2 separate regions of the Mus musculus genome follow, and region 1 is linked to region 2. Evidence: chromatin contacts called from ENCODE Hi-C or POLR2A ChIA-PET data. All regions are on one chromosome and are shown on one strand. Each heading gives the region's core, a stretch centred on a gene start or an enhancer-like site at or near the end of the contact. The rest is flanking DNA. Distances are from core to core; before and after follow the strand shown. Region 1 overlaps LOC108168726. Region 2 holds the start of Dclre1c (DNA cross-link repair 1C).

Region 1 (5,325 bases), core at 1,690-4,189, 230 kb before region 2:
GTCAATCTCAGTTAAGGCCAAAGTGGAACCTCTAAGCCACTGTCTAGGACACAAATATCCAGTTAAGCAACCGCAGGTCAAATGGGAAAGCAGCTAAATGCAGAGGTCTAAGCCAAAGCCTCATTTTTATTATTCTTTGGCATTTTCTTATTCATGAACAATTAATGCCCCAGGGCATTTTCTGAATTAAGGAAAGCCAGTGTTTGTACAGAGGTTGCCATCTTGGTGAACTTTTTAAGTTTAGTTTAGCTAAAGAGGGGACTAAGAACTTAGAAATTCTGTGCCACTGGCTGACTCCCTTCTGGATACAAAATGGCAGTGGGCTAGAAGAATATTTCATATCATTTAAAGCAAACAAAGAAATCTCTTTCCATCCCAGACCCTGAAGGGACCATTGCTGCCTTCCTCTCCCCTGGAACATGTTACTCCCTTCTCTGGTCACTAGAGAAATGGTTCTTCTTTGTCTAAGGCAACCAGTGTAGAAGACACTAAGCAGTAATAATAATAATAATAATAATAATATGATAATAATAAACAATAATAATAATAAACAATTCTCTTCTATTTCCTATCTATATTTGACAATGCAGGATCAATAGTAAATTCAAGAAATGTTTCCTTATGAATTAGGTCAGAGTTCATGGCCTTCTGCCACATTTCACTTCCTTGAGACTGATTCCTCTTCCCACCTTTTCAGGAAGAGAGTGAAATCCAACCTCTAGTGTGTGAAACAAAGGCGAGTGGTTTGATATGTAGGCTAGAAGGTTAGATGATCAATTTTTTTCCCTTCACTCATTTGTTTGTTGAGATGCTGAGAGTTCAATGCAGAACCCAGAGCCTAGGCAAGCTCTCTACCACTGAACTACACCCCCAAGCCCTTGTTAAGACTCATAACTGCACTCAGGAAACCAGTCTTTGTTCGAAGTCATCTGAGATCCATGATAATTTTGTTTGTTGTTTGTTTTTCCTAGTAAAAGGCCTCAGAAACTGCCCTAGGTTTAAGCACATGGAAAGACAGTAAACTAGAGATAAAGGAAACATTTGGTTTCCTGGAGGCAGGATCCGAGTCTGACTCAGCTCTGACATCCTATGGAGCACCCTGAGTAACTTCTTGTTTACAGAATCCCCAAATGAGCAAAAGTCTTTACATCACTCTAATTGACTCAGTCCCTGGTTCATGATTCAGTGAGTTCTTACACATTCCAGGCATTGTGTGGGAAGCGGAAGGAAAACAACAAACAGAAGATAAAGCGTTTGGTTTCTGGCTCACCCACCTGAACTAATAGTTTAAGAGACTAGACAAACATCCCTACCTCATCCAGATACCTACTAAGCACCTGCTATGACCCAGGTTTCATTCAGGATGTTTGGCATGTTTTAGCACTCCGCCCAACCTGGCAATAGCCACGTACAAGCCTGGCTCACTGTATTAAAGGATTGTTCTGGTCTCTCTCCTCTCTCCTTTCCTCCCTCCCCTCTCTTTCTCCCCCTCCCCCTCCCCTCCCCTCCCCCTCTCCTCTCTCCTCTCTTACTCTCTCTCTCTCCTTCTCCCTTCCTCCCCCTCCCTCTCTTTCTCCCTCTCCCCTTGCTTGTAACAAATGAAGGTGGCATAGAGAAGCCCAGGGAGAACACAGTGCTGGTGTGCAGTGACGTCACAATCCATGCAAACCTAAGAGTCTTATGGATGAAGGAGTGGGGAGCAGGCAGATTTCCCTAGAAACTCACCACTAATCCCAGTAAAACCTCTTGTAAAAGGTTCGCCTAACCCTCCCTCCTAGTCCTGGGGATTAAAGCGGGAGCCTTGCACACCCAAGAGCACTAGCTAAGCAGCTGGGCTGCTACTAAGCTATAACCTCCTCCCCCCCTTTAACTCTATTTAAAACTCGGCTCTCCAGCCTCACTAAGTTGCCCAGCTGCCCTTGAACTCACCCTGTAGCCTATGTAGCTTTTGACTATGAGTTCCTATTTCCTCAGCCTCCCAAATAGCTGGAGTCACCTCTGCCACTTTACCTGTCTTTCCCCTCACCTTGGTGTGTGAGTAATTATCTACTCTCTGGCCAGAGCCTGGGGAGACTCTGGGTGGGCGACACATGAATCATTTGTGCCATCAAAGGGCATGTGTGTTTCAGATAGCTTATTTTAGTGGAGGGCTCACTTTAGACTGTTCTACAAGGAACGCAGAAAAGCTCCGCTGGGGAGGCGGCTCCATGGGCATGAGGAGAGACTCAGTAGGTAAAGTGTTGGCTACACATATGTAAAGGACAAGAGGTCAGGCCCAGAGCATACATGTAAACAGAAAGCCTAGCCTGGTGGCCTACTTATGTACTAGGGAGGCAGAGACAAGGGAACCATGGAGCCAGCTGTCTAGCTAGACCAGGCAAGCTCTGGTGGCTTCAATCAAAAGCCCCTGCCTCACTGTGTAAGTAGGAGAGTCACTGAGGAAGGCACTCCCTGCCATCCTCCAGACTCCACATATACCACACACGCATGTAAATATACATGCACACACACACACACAGAGGGAGGAGAGGGGGAGGGGAGGCGGAGGCGGAGGCAGAGGCAGAGGGGGAGGTAGGAGGGGGAAATGGGAGGGGAATAGAGGGAGGGAAGAGGAGGCAAAAAGAGAACCTGACATTTTATTTGTGTGAACAAACATGCCTTGCTATCTTTACCCAGGCAGAAGGCCTGACTCTAACCGCTGCCCAGATGGCCCTCCCCCAGGGCTAGCTTCATGTATGGAAAAACCAGGTTCTGCTCGCCAAGCCTTGGTCTCACTTCCTCCCAGGCTACAAACACCACAGAGCTTTGTCTCCTTGTGCTCACTGTGACCATTTTCGGTTGGAGAATTTTAACCGTTTGAGGTTTGTTACTTCACACTTAAGTAACCTACAAACCACAGGAAGTGAAAACTTGCCTAAACTGTGTCACCCTGCCAATTCTGAAAATTTGCTGGATCCCAATCAGCCCCAGGGGACCCTTGGCAAAAAGAGGGTGTACTCGCTAAACTCCACAGTTGCTTGGTAGCTCTAAGTTACACGGCTGACCCTGGGAATCTTTGCAACACTGACCAGAAGTAGTTGAGATCTGGATACAAGTTTAATTCGATAAGTAAAATTCCCTCTCTGCCTCTGTCTCTGTCTCTCTCCTATTTCTCACCCCCACCCCCACCCCCAGACCTCTACCCCACTATGCCCCCGGGTACTGGGAAAGAGGGGTGACGAATGACTCACTGGTTTAGAACACTTATTACTCATGGCCCTGGGATCAGTTCCCAGCCCCCACACGACTACTCACAAACACCTGTAACCCCATTTCAAAAGGATCTAACACCTTCTGACCTCTTCAGGGTCTAACACACAGGGAGTGCACGTATATGCATGCAGGCACACACATATGCACATAAAACAAATACATACATAAACCCAAAGAGTTGCTTTCTAAAATAAAATGTAAGATGAGCATAGAGGACTCAGAGGAAGGAACACGTTCCATGGACAGGCTAATAGGAAAGGAACCTACCCTGGGGAAAGTGTTCATTCTATGGGTGAACTTGACCAGGCCCAAGGCGCACAGGCTAATTTTAGGTATTTATGTCAGGATGTTTCCAGAAGGTGAGTATTAGGAAGGAGGGCTCTCAGTAAAGCCGTCTACCTGTGAAGTGGGAAAAATCATCTATGCTATAGAGAGTCGGAATGAAGCCAGAGGAGAAGCTTGTTTGCTCGGGTTGGGTGTTGAGATTTGAATATGGCTTACACGGGTACTTGTCTTAAACACTTGGTCCCCAGCTGGCGGTGATATTTGGGGAAGTTATGAAAACTTTAGACGGTAGGGATGGGTTGGAGGAAGTGAGGCACAGTCTGTAGAAAGGATTACATCTTAGTCAATGCTTCTCTCCTCCTTCTGCTCTTCCTCCTTCTCCTTCTTTGCTCCTATTCCTCCCCCTCTTCTCTCCTATTCATCCTCCTCCCCCTTCCTCCCTCCTTCCTCCTTTTCCTCCTTTTCCTCCTCTTCCTCCTTCTCTTCTTCTTCACCCTGACAGAAGGTCCTCTGCCACATAATTCTACCAGGATGAGGTTCTGCTCGAGTGTGTGGGGCCAATCAGTCACAAACCAGACCCTCTGAAACCCAGCCAGAGGCAACAGTTCTTCCATGAACATTTTTAGATGAGGTGTTTCGACATCGAGGCGAGAAGAACTGAGGCAGTGTGAAAACTCTTCCATTGACCTTGGGTTACGATTTGACACCAGTGGCTCCTTTGGTCTCAGGCCTTCAGACTTAGAGTTATACTACCAGCTTTCCTGGGGCTGAAGTTCACAGTGACAGAGCGCAGGCTATATTAGCCAGTCCCTCGTCAAACATCTCTTAATCTATAGCCTAGTGGCTCTGTTTCTCCACCCTGATTATTATAGTCAGAGAGGGCCTCGAGCATAGAAGTTTCTGAGAAGTGGGGTTGTTCTCAGAAAACAAGACATATGCAGGTTTGTCCCTGTTTTCGGCTGTTTCCAGTTATGGGCTTACCAGGCTGCCAAGCTTCAGGATGCACCTTTGTGCTGACAAATGGTTCTGTTTGGCATTGGGCCCCCTTCTTGTCACTATTAGTAAGGTAGCTCTGTCCTGCTGTCTATTAAACAACACAGTCTTGACTACAGCACAGAAGAGCATAAGTGTGGAGTATTTCCACTCACAAAGCCTCCACTGACATGCTGTGATTATTCACAAAACCAGAGTCTCAGTCTTTCTCTTCCCAGTGCATTTGTAAGCCCGATCTTACATCCTTCCCTTTATTTTCACACTGAGTACTCTGTCTAATAGATGTGATGCATCTTTGAAATTTCACCTTCCCACGGAGAATCTGACTTCATTTTTCCCTTCTTTTTAAAAGTTATGTGCATGCAAGCATGTGAGGGGCGTATTTGTGTGAAGTGAGTGTGCTTGCCCATGTTGTGAGGGATTGGGGGGGGGCAGTGCAAGCTAGAGGTTGACATCAGTAGGTCTGCATTGACAACTTGTCTACTTCATTTTTTTGAGATGGAGTCTTGCAGAGAACTTAGAACTGGCCATTTCAGCTGGGCTGGATGACCAACCAGCCCATGAGATATGCTTGGCTCAGCTTCCAACTGACACTTGCTGGCATGCTGGCCGTTGGTGTAGGTGTGGGCATTCAAACTCAGGTCCTCAAGCTTGCACAGCAAACACTTTGCTCACTGAGCTCAATCTCCCTTGGCTCTGGCTTCATCTTTGAACCGATGCAGTCTGCAGTGGTTTGAATGGCTTTGACTCCCACAGACTCTTGTGTCCGTGTCCGTGTCCGTGTCCGTGTCCGTG
Region 2 (6,020 bases), core at 1,985-4,484:
TTTCACTGAAAGCACATTCCTCCATGTCTGTCCCAGGACGAACAGTTTTAAAACCTAAATTCTCTATTAACAAAACCAACCGTCCCAGGTTAAAGAAACCTTTCAGAGACAGACAAGCTCAAGAAACCGGCTATTCTAGGCCTTGTTGCTGTTATGTGTGTCTTCCCAGGTTACAGAATTATCTTCAGATAATTTCAGTCTTGCCTGATGCTAGGCAGGCAGAAACAAGAAATTCCCACTATGCACTGTCATAATTCCCCAGAGAAACTGGAGGCTGGGTATCATTTGAAAACACTCTGTTACAAGGTAATGTGTCACACAGCAATAGAGTGGATGCATAGGCTCAGACCTGGTTAAAACCCTGGTCTCGCCACACCCTGCTTCTGTGACACTGGGCAACTAATTTAACCTGCCTGGCTTCTTTGTTTCCTCATCTGTAAATTAGAAGTAATAAGAACAGGTATTTTAAAAGTTACCAAGCAGTTCTAATGAGGACACCAGCTCCAAGTAGACAGCAGTAGAATTCTCGTAGGATCATTCTATCTAGGGTAAACATTAGAATGAAATAGTTGTTTTTTCCTATACCCAGGGTGGGCATCAGAATGAAGACTTGTTTCCTAGAAGTACTTTGACCTAGAAGAAATCACTGTAGAAAACAGTGATTGTTTTCTGTTATCTATAGTTATTATTCTGAAGGAAGTTTCCATCCTTTGCATGCCTGGAGTGTCTTGCATTATTGAATACTGCAAATAGTGCACCCTAAGGGTAAAAGCCGAAGGGCAGGATGATCTCCTTCACAAAACATCTACATTAGATTAGGGGCTTTGGTTGGAGGAACTTTTGTGTAGTAATCCGTAACGTGCTTCCGGTGAGGTTGTTTGACGTTCTGTTCATCAAGGCTGCTCCTCCCTGTTGTATCAGAGCCTGATTACACTCTGGAGTGACCCTCTTTGACTGACCCTTGACTCAAAACTCTGTCCGACAGTGAACTACTACATTCTCAACCTCTATCATGTCTGGCCCATCGCAGCAGCCATCGCTCACCACTGAGCCACCTCTCCGGCCTAGCATTCTTGCTAGCAGAACCACCATTTACACACATAAACATACTCTTACAAAAACAAAGGTACAGCCGGGTGTGGTGGTGCACGCCTTTAATCTCAGCACTCGGGAGGCAGAGGCAGGTGGATTTCTGAGTTCGAGGCCAGCCTGGTCTACAAAGTGAGCTCCAGGACAGCCAGGGCTATACAGAGAAACCCTGTCTCAAAAAACCAAACCAAACCAAACCAAACCAAACCAAACAAACAAACAAAAAAAACAAAGGTACATCAGCTAGCAACACAGACGGATCACAGAAATACAATAGTAAGAGCTAGACAGGGCTGGAGAAATAGCTCAAGTAGTTAAGATGGCTGCTCTTCCAGAAGGCCAAGGTTTAATTCCTAGCACTCATAGGACAGCTACACACAGGTAAACAAGCATACATGTAAAATAAAAAAATAAATAAACCTTTGAAAAATATTGAAGATGTCTTAATCTATCCAGTATATGATCCTGTTTATTTATTTTCATTTGTTTAAGACAAGTTCTCACTATGTAACTCAAGCTGGCCTTGAACTCACAAATCCTCCTGATTCCTCCATGTTGTGATTAGACCACCATATTAAGCCACCTGTTTATATTAAAATTCAAGAATATCCAAAGTTAGCTCATTGTGACAAAAACTCAAAATAGGAAATACTTCTTGGAGAAGAAGCAGGTAAGACTAGACAGGGGTCTGGGACATGGTAGTGTTCAACTTCTTATCTGTGTGGAAGCCACATAATGTTTATATAAGCTCATAAAGTTTATACAGGCTACCCTGCTAGGGTGTATGTCCTGTTCTGCCTAGGTGTTATCTCTCAGTTAAGATATCTACTTAAATACAAATAAGTAACAAAGCCAATTACCTGCATTCCAGCCTTCTTTTCAAGGAAGGAGCCCTTAATCCTTTCATGTGATCTACAAGGAAAAGAATTAGAAATCATAACCATGTTTTGTTTGATTTGGTTTTTTAGAGGATTTCTCTTCCCTGCAACAGCTGGGTTGTCTTTGTAAGCTTCCTACTGTGAGAAACTACCTAAGGCTCACCATTCTGAGCAAATAGATTCCCACAGGCCTTTGGCTCTTCTGCACATGACGAACCTTTCAGAGTAGGGAACAGGAACCACTAAAAAGGGTTAGACCCTGAGCTGATGAAAGCTATTCAAGTCCCACCTGGGTCAGGGGACATACGCAGGAAGATCAAGTGCGAGTATGAGAACCTGGGTGGGCTGATATGACTCCACCTAGGATACGTGAAGCTCTGCCCCACAACCTAAAATAAGTAAATAATAAAGAAGAAAAATGGGGGACACTTGGCCAAGCTTATCGACTGGTTGTACACACACACACACACACACACACACACCCAAGAGTATAGTGTGAGAAACATTTGTGTGTGTGTGGGGGGGGGGGGGTTAAAGGGAGCGAGGGAGGGAGGGAGAGGGAGGAGGAGAGACAGAGAGACAGAGATAGATGTACAGATCGATCTTGGGCTCTTGCCAAATATCTCCGGGATGTAGAACTTCTGAAACACGTGCCTGTGTGAGAGAGGGGCATTTCGCTCTTACCTAATGTCTTTGGGTGTAGACGTTCTGAAACGTGTTTTCCTTACTCGAGATAAACGAGAATTAGGGAAGTTTGGGCATGAGCTAATTAATTAAGCCTTACCAAACATACCCTCCGCTGGGACAGCAACCAGCACTTCTAACAGCTCTGCCTTACCACAGCGTCCAGGTCTGATTGCAACCGGAGCTGGGGTTAGGAGCTGGGGTTACAGAGGTGGTACAGACCAGGAGCTCAATAAAGCCAGAGGTTAAGCGCCAACTGGCATTAGGAGTGCTTCCCAGTGCCTCGCGGAGTCCCAGCCTGTCCTCCCCTCACCAGGTGCCGACCTCTGCCATTGCCTCTTCAGACCATAGCGCCCCTGAAATAGGTAACGAGAGGAGCTCACTCACCCTTGTGACAGTGCGAAAGGAAGTAGGCACGGGCTTTCAGGTTCTCCCTGTCGAAGCGGTCAATGGAGATGGTTGGATACTCCGCCATCTGTCCCTGGAAGGAGCTCATCGCACCCGGGAACACTAGACCCAAAGCCCACCTCGGAAACAGAAGCACACACTGACCCTGGGCGCCACTTCCGGGAACCTGCGCACCGCCTACCCATAGGCCGGCAGAGCTCAGCCACATCCAATCAAAGGACCCTTGAGGTAGGGGCGGAGCCAATGGGCATCCAATCCTGATCCAGCCTCCCAAGTCCCTTGGTTTAAATAACTGCACCAGCTGGGCACGGAGAAACAGCTGTGCGTAGTTTGTGGGTAGCACTGGCTGGTCATGGAAAGTCACGTTCCTGCCAGAAAGCAAGAAAAGACACCGAAGTGTTTGTTGCGCAATGCAGATCTGCCCGCATCTGTGGAGGAACCAAGGCAGGAAACGAAACACAACTGAGAATGGAGGCCAGAGAGCTTCCCTTTTCTTAACCATATTGCCTTGCATTTCCTCAGATCTAGTGAAGATCGAGTTCTTTTCACTTTTTTAAAAATCTTATCCCAATTTGTATTTTATAGGGTAACCACGAGGATTGGATGAGTCATTGCCTCTGACTCTTGGTTAGTAGATTCCATTGGTAGTTGCTCCCTCTTCTGTATTATATAAGCTAACTATATTTTGAAGGCTACAATTCAGACATAGATTCTTAGAGCAGGGGTGGGGGGAGTAAAGATTCCATTGATCTGCTGGCCTCCAGTAATCATTTAAGTTGTACTTTGAGGAAGTCAGAAGGATATATAAAGAGACAGAGGGAGAGGATGGGGGGCAGGGTGGGAAAGTGTGTAGTAATCATACTAAGATCCACCAAAGACTTTGTCAGTGGCATTTATTTTCTCCTTCCTAGCAAGTTCTCCTCAGATACTCAGCACTGTTGATCAACTGGAACCTCCAAACCCTGCTATGCAGAACACTTTGGCAAGCCTTGTGGAGGTAAACAGGAAAACTGAAAAGAAGCAGTGTCTGCAAAAACTGAGCGACTGGTTTTAGTACTGTGGGGAGATTAGAATGTTGCAGATCCAGAAGCGAATTATCGTATCTTGAGCTAGTTCTAGCCCTTGGGAATAGCCATCCCTTGTTTATCTCTGTTGGAATTAACATCTTGTGAGTAACAGATGAAAACCTTTTGGAATCTCCTAGTTTAGCAGACCACTATTTTCACCTAACCCAAAAATTAAGAACGTCATCAGATAGCATCTCGGGCCTATAGAAAAGCTTTCTCATCTTTGCTCTCCGATGTACACTAAATATGACCTGACTTAAGACTTTCTTCTATAAAACTGTGAAACTCTTTCCTTGTTGGAACATGGAATTTAGGATGACCCAAATCTCTGTTCCAGCCCCAAGGTTATTAAAAATGGCCCCAGAATAAACTCTCTTTTTCCCTTTAAGATGAGGTTTCTCGATCCACAGTGGTTACATGGCTAACTCTGATGTGCCATCCGAGTTCAGCACATTTGAAAAGCCACAAAAATGAAGAATATGACAAGAATATTTTCACAGAGGCAGAAGTGATCATGGGATGATGCCAGGAGTAAGCTCTGAGCAGAGGGGTCGGAATGCCAGGGTCAGAGAACATCTGGTTACTCTTGCAGTCATAATACCTGGTTCTATTCACATTCAGATATTCATAAGGAGGAAGCAGGGAAGTAGAGGGAAGTGTTCTGGATATACACACCAACTTATACATTCCACACAGTAGTACCGGTAAAGCCTTGGTTTTGTATAAGATGGTCTTTCCTAGACTACCGGAGGACAATTGCTGTGGATGGGTTGTCTCTACAGGACAATACATTCTGCACTGAGTCTGGTCGTCGACAGAATTTCTCAGAAGTTGGAGCTCCTTGAGAGGCAAGGCAAACTAAAATTCACTCTTACTTACTTGTTCGTTGCTTTTCTCGTTACGACGTACACAGTAGGAAACAGTTGTGAGAATCAAGTTGTCACTGTAAGCAACATGCATGCTTATATTCTTATGACTGAACTTTTTCCGTTCGAGACCCCTTTCCTTTGAGAAGTTTTACACAACACTGGACACATAAGTATATAAAACAGGCATGCAAATAAAAAGTTTGCTGGTAATAAGTCCTAAAGAGATCTATTTGAAAACAAGTCTTTGGTATACATATATTTAAAAACCAAATCAGTCTACTAATGGATGGGCAGGTCTGTTTCTTTTTACAGAAAGAATTAAATCTTGACAATATCTGGTGCTTCAGGATGCAGAATAACTTTAGCATTTTGTTTAGAGTCAATTGATACTAATTTTATAATCATCTGTGCAGAGACTATGGCCTTGCACAAATGAGACAACAAACAAAATGGCAGATGGATATTTACAACCATTTCAGAAATTGTTGAAAATTCTGTTCTATTTCCAAGTAAATTTGATTTTTTTTTTTGAGGTAGGGTTTCTCTATGTAGCCCTGGCTATCCTGGGCCTTGCTCTGCAGACCAGGTTGACCTCAGACTCTGAGATCTGCCTGCCTCTGCCTCCCGAGTACTGGACTCAAAAGCATGCACTACCATGCCCAGCAATTTTTTCTTTTTTATAAAGCTCAAATCAGCATCTAAAAGGATAATTTTGGAAATTGAACATTTCAACACAATACAACCCATCCATATATACTTACACGCTGAAGGATAATGGTAGGAAAATATTAAAAGTCTTTGCTTTCCATAATTAAGTCATTGTTTCTATGTAAGAAAAAAATGCATGTACAGCAAAAATAATTGGAGTTCTTGAATGTGAGGTACTTCAAGCAGTGTTTGTCAGTGTTGTGTGCCATGACAGCTTATGCAATGTGGAGTGTGTTTTGTGTTTAGAATTGAGCCTGGCAGGTGTGGTGGCACAAACCCTTTGTTCCCAGCACTGGGGAGACAGAGGCAGGTAGATC

Evidence for each region. A loop is a pair of places that touch in the nucleus more often than their neighbours do. ChIA-PET counts read pairs that join two places held with the same protein, here RNA polymerase II (POLR2A).
Region 1: a map of v-Abl transformed pro-B cells shows a loop between it and region 2 (2.7-fold over the local background). The contact joins the enhancer-like site here to the promoter of Dclre1c in region 2. A Hi-C loop is called at or near these places in 1 of 37 maps with a recorded cell type or tissue (v-Abl transformed pro-B cells). POLR2A ChIA-PET finds 5 or more read pairs at or near these places in 1 of 5 experiments (embryonic stem cell).

The regions. Positions count from the first base shown.
Region 1 is chr2:3,655,510-3,660,834 of GRCm38, reverse strand. All of the region lies in intron 2 of LOC108168726, which reads right to left. Among named protein-coding and RNA genes, the nearest start is that of Fam107b, 55 kb to the left of the region's middle. Within about 2 kb of position 2,939, at least 1 of the 3 ENCODE cell types and tissues checked has a DNase peak (open chromatin) inside an H3K27ac peak, as active enhancers do.
Region 2 is chr2:3,421,345-3,427,364 of GRCm38, reverse strand. Dclre1c (DNA cross-link repair 1C) reads right to left here and starts at 3,234. Exons shown (of 14, transcript NM_146114.3): 1 at 3,039-3,234; 2 at 1,950-2,001. The coding sequence starts at 3,147. It also overlaps a transcript of Meig1 not described here.